2 separate regions of the Homo sapiens genome follow, and region 1 is linked to region 2. A link is an interaction called in ENCODE POLR2A ChIA-PET data of the cell type or tissue named here. Cell type or tissue: Panc1. All regions are shown on one strand.

Region 1 (5,000 bases), 170 kb before region 2:
AGAATTCAGAAAATCCTAGGATACAAATTATAACTTTAACAACAAAGTTTTTTTAACATCTCTATTTCACCAAATCTAAGTTGACAAAAACAGGCAATGATTTTATGGACCACTGTAAGTACCAAGATGCCATCAGTTATAAAATGCATCCAAATTTCACAGATATTAAAATATGAAAAAAAGGTTTTCAATGAATTTGATATTAAAAAATAATCACTCTTACGTTACTGAATCTCTATTAGCTTCTCAATGTAATAATTACTATTTGATACCAAGAAGACCTATTAATTAAAAGTAGAATCTTTCATGACATAAATGTACAAGAGCTGAAGGCACGCCCGCATGCACACACACACAATTAAACATTTCTTAAATATTAAAAATACCTCTTATTGTATCAAATCAAGAAACATTTTGATCTCTCAAGTCCTTAAACACTGAAAAAATTTGGTAGCTCATATCTTACCATTTGAGCTCGGAGATACATTTGAGCTTGGCTTGCCGTTAGGGTAGGGGAAGTACTCCCTAGTAACATAGTCTGTTGGGTAATACTGCCGCTGGTAGAACTGGAAGCCTGGGAACGGCTTATTAACTGTGCAGGTGTAGGAGAAGTGGAGAGGTTGATCTAAGGAAGAAAACATATTAGGTCATAGGCTTCCATTTCTTGCTTCCATGTTACTGAATTTCACACCGAGCTGCAGTTAGGCAATCAATGGTATAAACTGTGGCTAAGGAACCCAAAGGAGAAGCCTTTATCTTTGACAGACCCCCTCATTTCTTTGGGCAGTTATTTGCACATATGCAAACAATGGCATGGATTGGTTAGTAATCAGGGCAATTTTTTTTTTTTTAAGATGGGAGTTTCGCTCTTGTTGCCCAGACTGGAGTGCAAGTGCGCGATTTTGGCTCACTGCAACCTCCGCCTCCTGGGTTCAAGTGATTCTCCTGCCTAAGCCTCCCAAGTAGCTGGGATTACAGGCATACGCCACCACGCCCGGCTAATTTTGTATATTTTTATTAGAGACGGGGTTTCTCCATGTTGGTCAGGCTGGTCTCGAACTCCTGACCTTAGGTTATCCACCCACCTCGGCCTCCCAAAGTGCTAGGATTACAGGCATGAGCCACTGCACCCGGCCACAGTTTTTAAGGATAGCTACAACGTGTTTCAATAAGATTTCTAGTATCTTAAAATATCATTTCCACTACCTCCTAAAAATTAGGGCCAGTGCTCACTTCCGCAGCACATATACTAAAACTGGAACAATACAGAGAAGATTAGCATGGCTCCTGCCCAAAAATGACATTCAAATTCATGAAGCTTTCCATTAGTTTTAATAGGGGATTTTGTATGTTCTCAACACTAAGAAATGATCAATGATTTGAGATGATGGATATGCCAGTTACTCTGATTTGATCACTATACATGATATACATGTATTCAAATATCACCCTGTATCCCATAAATATGTATAGTTATTATGTGTCAGTTAAAAATTAAAAAAGAGCTACTGTTTCATTTTAATATTCCACATAACTTAAAACATCCTAATCAACAGTTTATTCTGTCACATTCTGAGGAGTTTGTGAACAAAAATTAAAACACAGATAATGCATTCACATATATAAAGACATACATGTAACACATAACCAGTGTAAAGCTGTAGTCAAAAGCTCTCAAGCAAAAGAAAATACTACTTCTCAAACAGATGGAAAAATCCTGAATATCAGCTACAAAATTAAATTATAAACACTAAAGTTTAAAACTTCTGTTAAAGAATAAACTAGAGCATTGTTGGCCGGGCGCAGTGGCTCACGCCTGTAATTCCAGCACTTTGGGAGGCCGAGGCGGGCGGATCACAAGGTCAGGAGATCGAGACCATCCTGGCTAACATGGTGAAACCCTGTCTCTACTAAAAAAAAAAAAAAAAAAAAAAATTAAAAAAATTAGCCGGGTGTGGTGGTGGGTGCCTGTAGTCCCAGCTACTCGGGAGGCTGAGGCAGAAGAATGGCGTGAACCTGGGAGGTGGAGCTTGCAGTGAGCCGAGATTGCGCCACTGCACTCCAGCCTGGGCGACAGAGCGACACTCCATCTAAAAAGAGAAAAGAAAAAAAGAAAAAAACCCAATAAACTAGTGCATTGTTAACCTCTAGAAGGATGCGTAAGAAACTGGTAACTGGTTGTATCTATAAAGAGACATTGGAGTGGGGTGGCTAGGGTAATAGGGAAAAGAAAAAGCATACTCTTTTTTTTATCTTTCTAATTTTAGACCACATGTATATATTACCCATTTTAAAAATAAATAATATTTTTGGCCGGGTGAGGTGGCTCCAGCCTATAATCCCAGCACTTTGGGAGGCTGAGGTGGGCGGATCGCAAGGTCAGGAGTTTGAGACCAGCCTGACCAACATGGTGAAATCCCATTTCTACTAAAAATACAAAAATTAGCCAGGTGTGATGGCACGCGCCTGTAATCCCAGCTACTCAGAAGGCTGAGGCAGGAGAATCGCTTGAACCCGGGAGGCGGAGGTTGCAGTGACCCAAGATCACGCCACTACACTCCAGCCTGGGCAACAGAGCGAGACTCTGTCTCAAATACTAGTAATAATAATAATAATATTTTTAAACAGAGAATAATATAATCCAACCTCAAATCATTTTGTGGAACAAAGCACAGAATACAATTAATAAATATTTTATTAGAAAAAAGAATACTTTATTGGACTTCTTATTCAAGCAACAAGGCAGACTGGACTAATACATCCATGTGACCAAACGGTATCACTGAAATGCTAGATCAACATGAAAAAATCAGAATATACAGCAGAACTCCAAAAGGGAGAGAAAAGCTGGGAAAGGAAATTCCTGGTGCCAGAAAGGAAGAAACTCAAAGCCAGAGAGATGTCACCTCAGCTGACACCAAGGCAGTCTATAAGGGTATCTTGGTTCTATAGAGCCAGAAGATCCATCTTTGTGCTTATTTCAGGGGAGGGCTACAAGTCAAATCCCTATTTTGAGCCAAAATCCTGAAAAGAGCTGCCCAATATGTAAGAAGGAGCTGGAAAAGCTCCACCCATACGTTCTGAGAAACAGCAAAGAAGCTTGCATCTGCCCTGCTCCTAGTGGAGGCAGGGAAGGAGGTACCTATGAGAATCAAAACTCCAGGCTTACACCAGGTAGGGGTATAGAATCCACATCCACACTCCCTGTACGGTTCCATAACCCAGCCCAAGACATTAACATCTGAACTAACCCAGGACACTTGTTAAACTGAATGGTGACTGGAGGAAGCTGAGTGAAGTTTATATAGGAGGACCTCTCTGTACTAGTTTTGCAACTTCCTATGATTTATAGGAATTTAATTTATAATTATTTTAAAATAAAAAAGTTTAAAAAACTGTATAGTAGGCACATGACAGTTGGTTATCTAATTCTCTAAATGTATATATATCACATATTTTTATTTTAATATAATAGTTAAATGTATAAATCAATGCATAAATACCACTAATACAATACAGAATTATTCTGTAATTTTGTTTGTTTTTGTTTTGTTTTGTTTTGTTTTTTTGAGACAGAGTCTCGCTCTGTCGCCCAGGCTGGAGTGCAGTGGTGCGACCTCAGCTCACTGCAACCTCCACCTCCTGGGTTCACATCATTCTCCTGCCTCAGCCTCCTGAATAGCTGGGACTACAGGCGCCCACCACCACGCCTGGCTAATTTTTTTTTTTTTTTTTTTTTTGTATTTTTAGTAGAGACAGGGTTTCATGGTGTTAGGCAGGATGGTCTCAATCTCCTGACCTCACGATCCCTCCCCCTCGGCCTTCCAAAGTGCTGGGATTACAGGCGTGAGCCACCGTGCCCAGCCTATTCTGTAATTTAGATCCTATTCCTAACACATCACTGAAATCACCTTAACAATAGTCACCAACATCTAACTGACAAAATCAGTGGAATCTTTTCAGACCATTCCCTCTCAGTCTTCTTTACCAGCTCTTCTTTTGCACCCACTCCCAAAATGTTCATGCTCTGTCTTTGACACTTTTCTTCTTTTTTTTTTTGAGACAGGGTCTCCCTCTGTCACCCAGGCTGGGGTGCAGTGGAGTGATCATGGCTCACTGCAGCCCCAATTTCCTAGACTCAGATGATCCTTCCACCTCAGCCTCCTGAGTAGCTGGGACTACAGGCATGCATCACCACACCCGGCTAATCTTTGTTATTTTTTGTAGAGACAGGGTTTCATCATGTTGCCCAAGCTTGCCTCAAACTCCTGGGCTCAAGCGATACCCCCACCTCAGCCTCCCAAAGTGCTGGGATTACCAGCATGAGCCATCGCACCAGACCACACTTTTCTTCTTGAATTCCTAGATTATCATATCTACTTCCACGGTTTCAAACAATTCAATCCTGATGACTCTTGATTCTTAACTATAAACCCTTTTTTGAAGTTCCAGATCCAAATACCTACAGAACACATCTTTCTGGGTATCCTTTACCAGCTCAAATTCAGCATGTTCAAACAGCAAACTAATTATTCCTTTTAAAACAGCTTCTCCTCAAATGGCACTGGCATTTTCTAAAATTCTCCAAGACACAGTATCTGGAAGTCATCCTGATGCTTCCCTCTCCTTTACCACACACACAAAATCAGTCACGTATCTTGTTTCTAATACATCTTTTTGTCTCCTAATTTCCATTTTGATTTTTCATCACTTAGTTTGAGACTTTGGGCCCATGTCATTTCTGGCTTGATTACTTTAATATCTGCAAACTGATACCTCTTACTGGAATCTTGTCACCTTCTACTTGCCAGATAATCTTTCCCTGATTATTAATATTAATTACCCATTTAAGAATCTTCTGAGGCCGGGCGCGGTGGCTCACGCCTGTAATCCCAGCACTTTGGGAGGCCGAGGCGGGCGGATCACGAGGTCAGGAGATTGAGACCATCCTGGATAACACGGTGAAACCCCATCTCTACTAAAAATACAAAAAAATAGCC
Region 2 (5,000 bases):
CCTCCAATGTCATGTACCTATGAAATACACTTTCTCAGGCAGCCCAAGATCCCTTTCTTTGAAATTCTCAGAACTGTGTGGTAGCCCATCATAAATGACTCCTACTGCCATCATGGGATGTGAGCCTGTCCAACAAAATAGTACTGTTGCTGGCCTCCTCAGTTGACTATGACTCCCTTGGATAAAAAAAGTACAGGAGGCTGCTGATTTCTAGGGAAGGAGGGAGGGTGCCTCTAATCCACTAGATGACTGCTGGGGTTAGATCTCTTGAGTATCTTGGAAAGTTATCTATGGTGACCATCCAAGATGTGCCACCAGTAACCCAGCCTCCCTCCCATCCTGCTCTGTTCTTGCCCTTACCAAACTCAACCTTCCCTTTGTCCTCCCCTCCTTTCTCCTGTGCACACTGGAACCCTCTTAAGGAGTAAATGAGCATCTATGTTCTCAGCTTTTTCATCGCACTTTTCCCCTACTGACTATCCTGACGACATTGCTTTTCTTGCCACCCTCTCTCAAGAGGAGGCTGCGTATTCTCTTGCTGTTTCCCTGAGTTCCGCGTTCTGGCTCCTTCATGCTGCTTGTGTGCTATTACTCCTCCATCATGTGTAAAAAAACCTACGTCTTTGGGGTTTACACTACGTGGCTGTGTCTCTTTGCCATATGCCACATTGCTGCTTATCAAATTTCATCTGAGGAAGGTTTGGCACCTGGGTCACTGATTGCTCTACCCCAAGGCCTGCCATCCTTGATAACTTCAGTGTCTAAATAGGCCAAGGATCTGACTGCAATCAAACACCAAATCCCATCCCTTCCTTCTTCTTAGTGTGTCCTACCACGCTTGTTTCCACCTAAGGATCTTAACTCATGTTGTCCCCATACCTGAATACGCTCCTTCCCTCTTTCCCTTTATAGCCTTCAGGTTTGTGTCACTTCCCCAGAAACGTGCACTCAAGGCCATCTTATCTAGTGGTTCCCTCTGCTATTCTCTATCAATGACCCTTCATAGCGCTTCTTCCTCCTAGCATCTCTCACAGTGTGTGTGTGTGTGTGTGTGTGTGTGTGTGTGTGTGTGTGTGTGTATATATTTGCTGGTTTATTTCATTGTCATCTGTCATTTCCAGCAATCTGTATGTCCCTCAAGGACAGGGGCCATGTCAATTTCATTTACTTTTGGAGTCTCAGCATAAGAACAATGCTTGGCACACAGACCCTCCAGAAATATTTATAAAATAAATAAATAAATGAGTGGATAGACTTAGCTCTGTACTTTGAAAGGAGAGAGCTCCCACTGGCTCATGTTTCCACCATCAGTAGAGGTTGGCAAGGAAACTTTCACTGCTCCTGCTGGGTGAAGGCTAAGGAACCAGTAATGTTTTAAGGCAGAAGTGCAGAAGCAACAAAATATTTTTGGCTTTAGTTTTTAAAGTATTATGCTTTTTTTTTGAGATGGAGTCTTGCTCTGTCGCCCAGGCTAGACTGCAGTGGCGCAGTCTCAGCTCACTGCAACCTCCATTCCCAGGTTCAAGCGATTCTCCTACCTCAGCCTCCCAAGTAGCTGGGATTACAGGTGCGCACCACCACGCCCGGCTAATTTTTGTGTTTTTTTAGTAGAGATGGGGTTTCGCTACGTTGGCCAGGCTGGTCTTGAACTGTTGACCTCAAGTGATCTGCCCGCCTCAGCCTCCTAAAGTGCCTCCCAAACAATTAATAAGTGTTTAAGAAAATATTTAGTAAGCTTGTTCTGTATTCCTACACAAAAAGTATAACAGCAACATATTCCACAAGAGTAAAGCAAAATAAGTAAAATTATTCCAAGTAAACAAATTAGGAGGCTTTTTATGAACTGGGCAACTGTTGGAACTAAGCTGGTATGGGGTTGTTAACTGATTGTAATGTGCCCAGAATTAGAATATTGATCCAGATTTTTACATTACCCATCTCTTTTGGGTTTTTTTTTTTTTTTTTGAGCAACAATTAGAGATCATTGGTTGGTTTACAGGAATAAGCAGGGTTAGCCTAAATTGCAGAAACAAACTGAAAAATAACTAATGAGACTAGAATTTAATAACAAGTATACCATAGTTTTTGAAACATAATATTTTTCTTTCCAGTTTTCCATTTTTATTAAAGACAAATTATAGTAAGACTGATTTGCTTTATTATACTTGACTTGATTATTTGTATAAAGTGCAGCAAGAGTATATTTTATATAGGCTTTTAAGAAATGGGCTTTAATGGAAATTTGTTCCATAGAAGGAATATTTTATTTTATTTTGTTTTATTTTATTTTGAGATGGAGTCTTGCTCTGTCATCCAGGCTGGAGTGCAGTGGCACCATCTTGGCTCACTGCAACCTCTGCCTCCTGGGCTCAAGTGATTCTCCTGTCTCAGCCTACCAAGTAGCTGGGATTATAGGTGTCCACCACTGCACCCAGCTAATTTTTGTATTTTTAGTAGAGATGGGGTTTCACCATGTTGGTCAGGCTGGTCTCGAACTCCTGACCTCAGACAATCCGCCTGCCTTGGCCTCCCAAAGTGCTGAAATTACAGGCATGCACCATCGCCCTGGCCTAAATGTTTACATTTTTAAGACATTTTATTTTACCAATAACCTTTAAAACTGTCTTTATTTTTAAAAGATTACTGAAGTCATGTGAACAAAAAGGCGTTAAAGTGTCTATTTTTCTGACAAAATATTTTATTTAAGCGCTTAGTTTTTAAGCCAATTAATTAGAGCTCTTTTACATATAAACATACAACACATATAAATACACAGACAGAAGATTTAGCACTTGTAAGATTTTTCTATTTGCCAGTTTTTTAACTGGATTACTGGCTTCAGGGCGGAGCCCTTGGAGGAACAGGGCCAGGAAAGCTTGCGTTTCTAAGGCCAAATAAGCAGCAAATAAGCAGCTGAAAGCAAAGACAGATCCCCACAGTTAAGGGTGCCATTTTATACTGGTTCCTGGAGTCCCAAAAGGAAGGAAATACTACGGGAGCAGGCGGTGCAGTGCTTCTATTCTGCATTTCATTGCAAGGCAACACAAAGCCAATCAGCCCATTTTATAATCAGCCCATTCCTCATGGGAGTTTTATTTCCCAGTGGGGTTGGGGTGTTTCCCTATCTTCTAGGTGGCCAAGAGCATGCTTTTTTTACTCAAGTATGCAAAGAGTCAAGTATCCCTTGATAGCTATTATTAGCCATCCCTTAAAGTGTATTTCCTACCTAGTTATTGTATTATAAAACACCAAAGCTTTTTCATAATGGGAAGTAATTTCTGATACCCCCAAAACTCAAAACCATTAGATAACACAATGCAAAACAGAACAGAGCCTTTGATTTTTTAGAGGGATCTGTCTGCTTTTAATTCCTGGGGTTTCATGAAGAAAACAGAGGTTTTTTTTTTTCCCCAAAATGGAGTCTGTGGCGCCTCCTCCGTTTTTCCCAAGGAGTCCCAGGCTACCAGAAGTTACCTTAGGGCCCCTCATGTATGCATTGAGAGTGGCAAAACAAACAAACAAACAAAAAATGGAGAAAAATAATTCAGTCGACTGAGAAGAAAAAAAAAAACTTTTCCAGAAAAGCAAGTTCCAAGAAGAGAAAAACATAAAGGCCTTTTAAATATATCTAGAGCTTGTTTATCCACTTTTAATTAAGCTGACTTTCAACCATAGTGCTCTTTAAAAAAAAAAAAGACATTTTTTCAGATCTCTTGTTACCCGACTGTAGCCATGCCAAGCGGCCAAAATTTCCAGCTTTTGAACGTTACCAAAGGTAACCTTCTAGGCGCTTAGAGAAAGGAAAATTTAGGACAGTCCACGGAGAAGAGAATAGACAAGGTCACTCAGATATTACACCAGAAATGACTTATTTCCTAGGTGGGGAAACGAACCTGGACCACTAACTGTGAAAGTGCAAGATCCTAGTTACTGAGCTACAGTGGGCAGCATTCTGTGTGTGTGTTTTCTCAGAAGGAGCCTAGAGTAGTTAATTTTGAGCTTGCAGAGGCTTCTAACTATCTAATATGATTTTTAGAGCTAACTATGACATGAACCCTAAAATTCCTGTTCCCTGGAAGGCAGAGACCAAGAGAAAGTACCACCACATGGTTAAAAGGTCACGCTCCCAAGAACATAAAACAAAGTGGAGACTTCATCCAGTTTTTTTTGTTTGTTTCAGGGACCTACAGCCAAGTTTCTTACTGACCAGCTTGCTGGGTCGTTTTGAAAAGCAGGCTTACAGGTGTTCTAAGCCCATGTTTTACTCTAAAGTACCCCTCAACACAGAAAAACAAATTTACAGCACGAAATACACCAGTTTAAGATTAGCCTTAGAATTTTTTCACATTAATTAAAACTTTACAGAGGAGATCAACACTGATTTATTTGTTTATTTATTTATTTTTCCATTTATTGAACCATTTTCACAGAGAGAGAAGCCAGAAATCTGACTGGTAGGAAATTCTTACCCTTTTGCCAGCATGCCAGGCTTCTGGGTTCCCTTTCCCTAAGCGGCATTACTGATCAGGCTTGTGGCACCATCGTCCTGGGGGCCAAGCCGCATCATAAAGGAAAATTATTTGTTTTTGTTCTGGCCAGAGCAAAATACATGTGATAAAACATAGACATGGCAGGGCGCGGTGGCTCACGACTGTAATCCCAGCACTTTGGGAGGCCGAGGTGGGCGGATCACGAGGTCAAGAGATCGAGACCATCCTGACCAACATGGTGAAATGCCATCTCTACTAAAAATATAAAAAATTAGCTGAGCGTGGTGGCACACACCTGTAGTCCCAGCTATTCGGGAGGCAGAGGCAGGAGAATCGCTTGAACCCGGGAGGCTGAGGTTGCAGTGAGCCGAGATCACGCCACTGTACTTCAGCCTGGGCAACACAGGAGACTCCGTCTTAGACAAACAAACAAACAAAAAACATAGACATTAGCCACACTGCTTAGCACCCAATATCAAACTGGCGAAGCTTAAATTTGCCCCCAGATGG

Evidence for each region. Peaks named below come from ENCODE experiments on the same cell type or tissue, not always from the same donor. Only the 100,000 strongest peaks of a DNase experiment are listed, where the experiment ranks them.
Region 1: POLR2A ChIA-PET joins it to region 2 with 6 read pairs; 4 of 35 experiments call an interaction of 5 or more read pairs at or near these places.

The regions. Positions count from the first base shown.
Region 1 is chr3:170,148,620-170,153,619 of GRCh38, forward strand. PHC3 (polyhomeotic homolog 3) reads right to left here. Exons shown (of 15, transcript NM_024947.4): 5 at 467-625. It also overlaps the pseudogene RNU6-315P. Among named protein-coding and RNA genes, the nearest start is that of PHC3, 31 kb to the right of the region's middle. In Panc1, no CTCF peak of the experiment used is centred here; no DNase peak of the experiment used is centred here.
Region 2 is chr3:170,313,986-170,318,985 of GRCh38, forward strand. No RefSeq gene overlaps it. Among named protein-coding and RNA genes, the nearest start is that of SKIL, 41 kb to the right of the region's middle. In Panc1, no CTCF peak of the experiment used is centred here; no DNase peak of the experiment used is centred here; H3K27ac peaks cover 564 bases.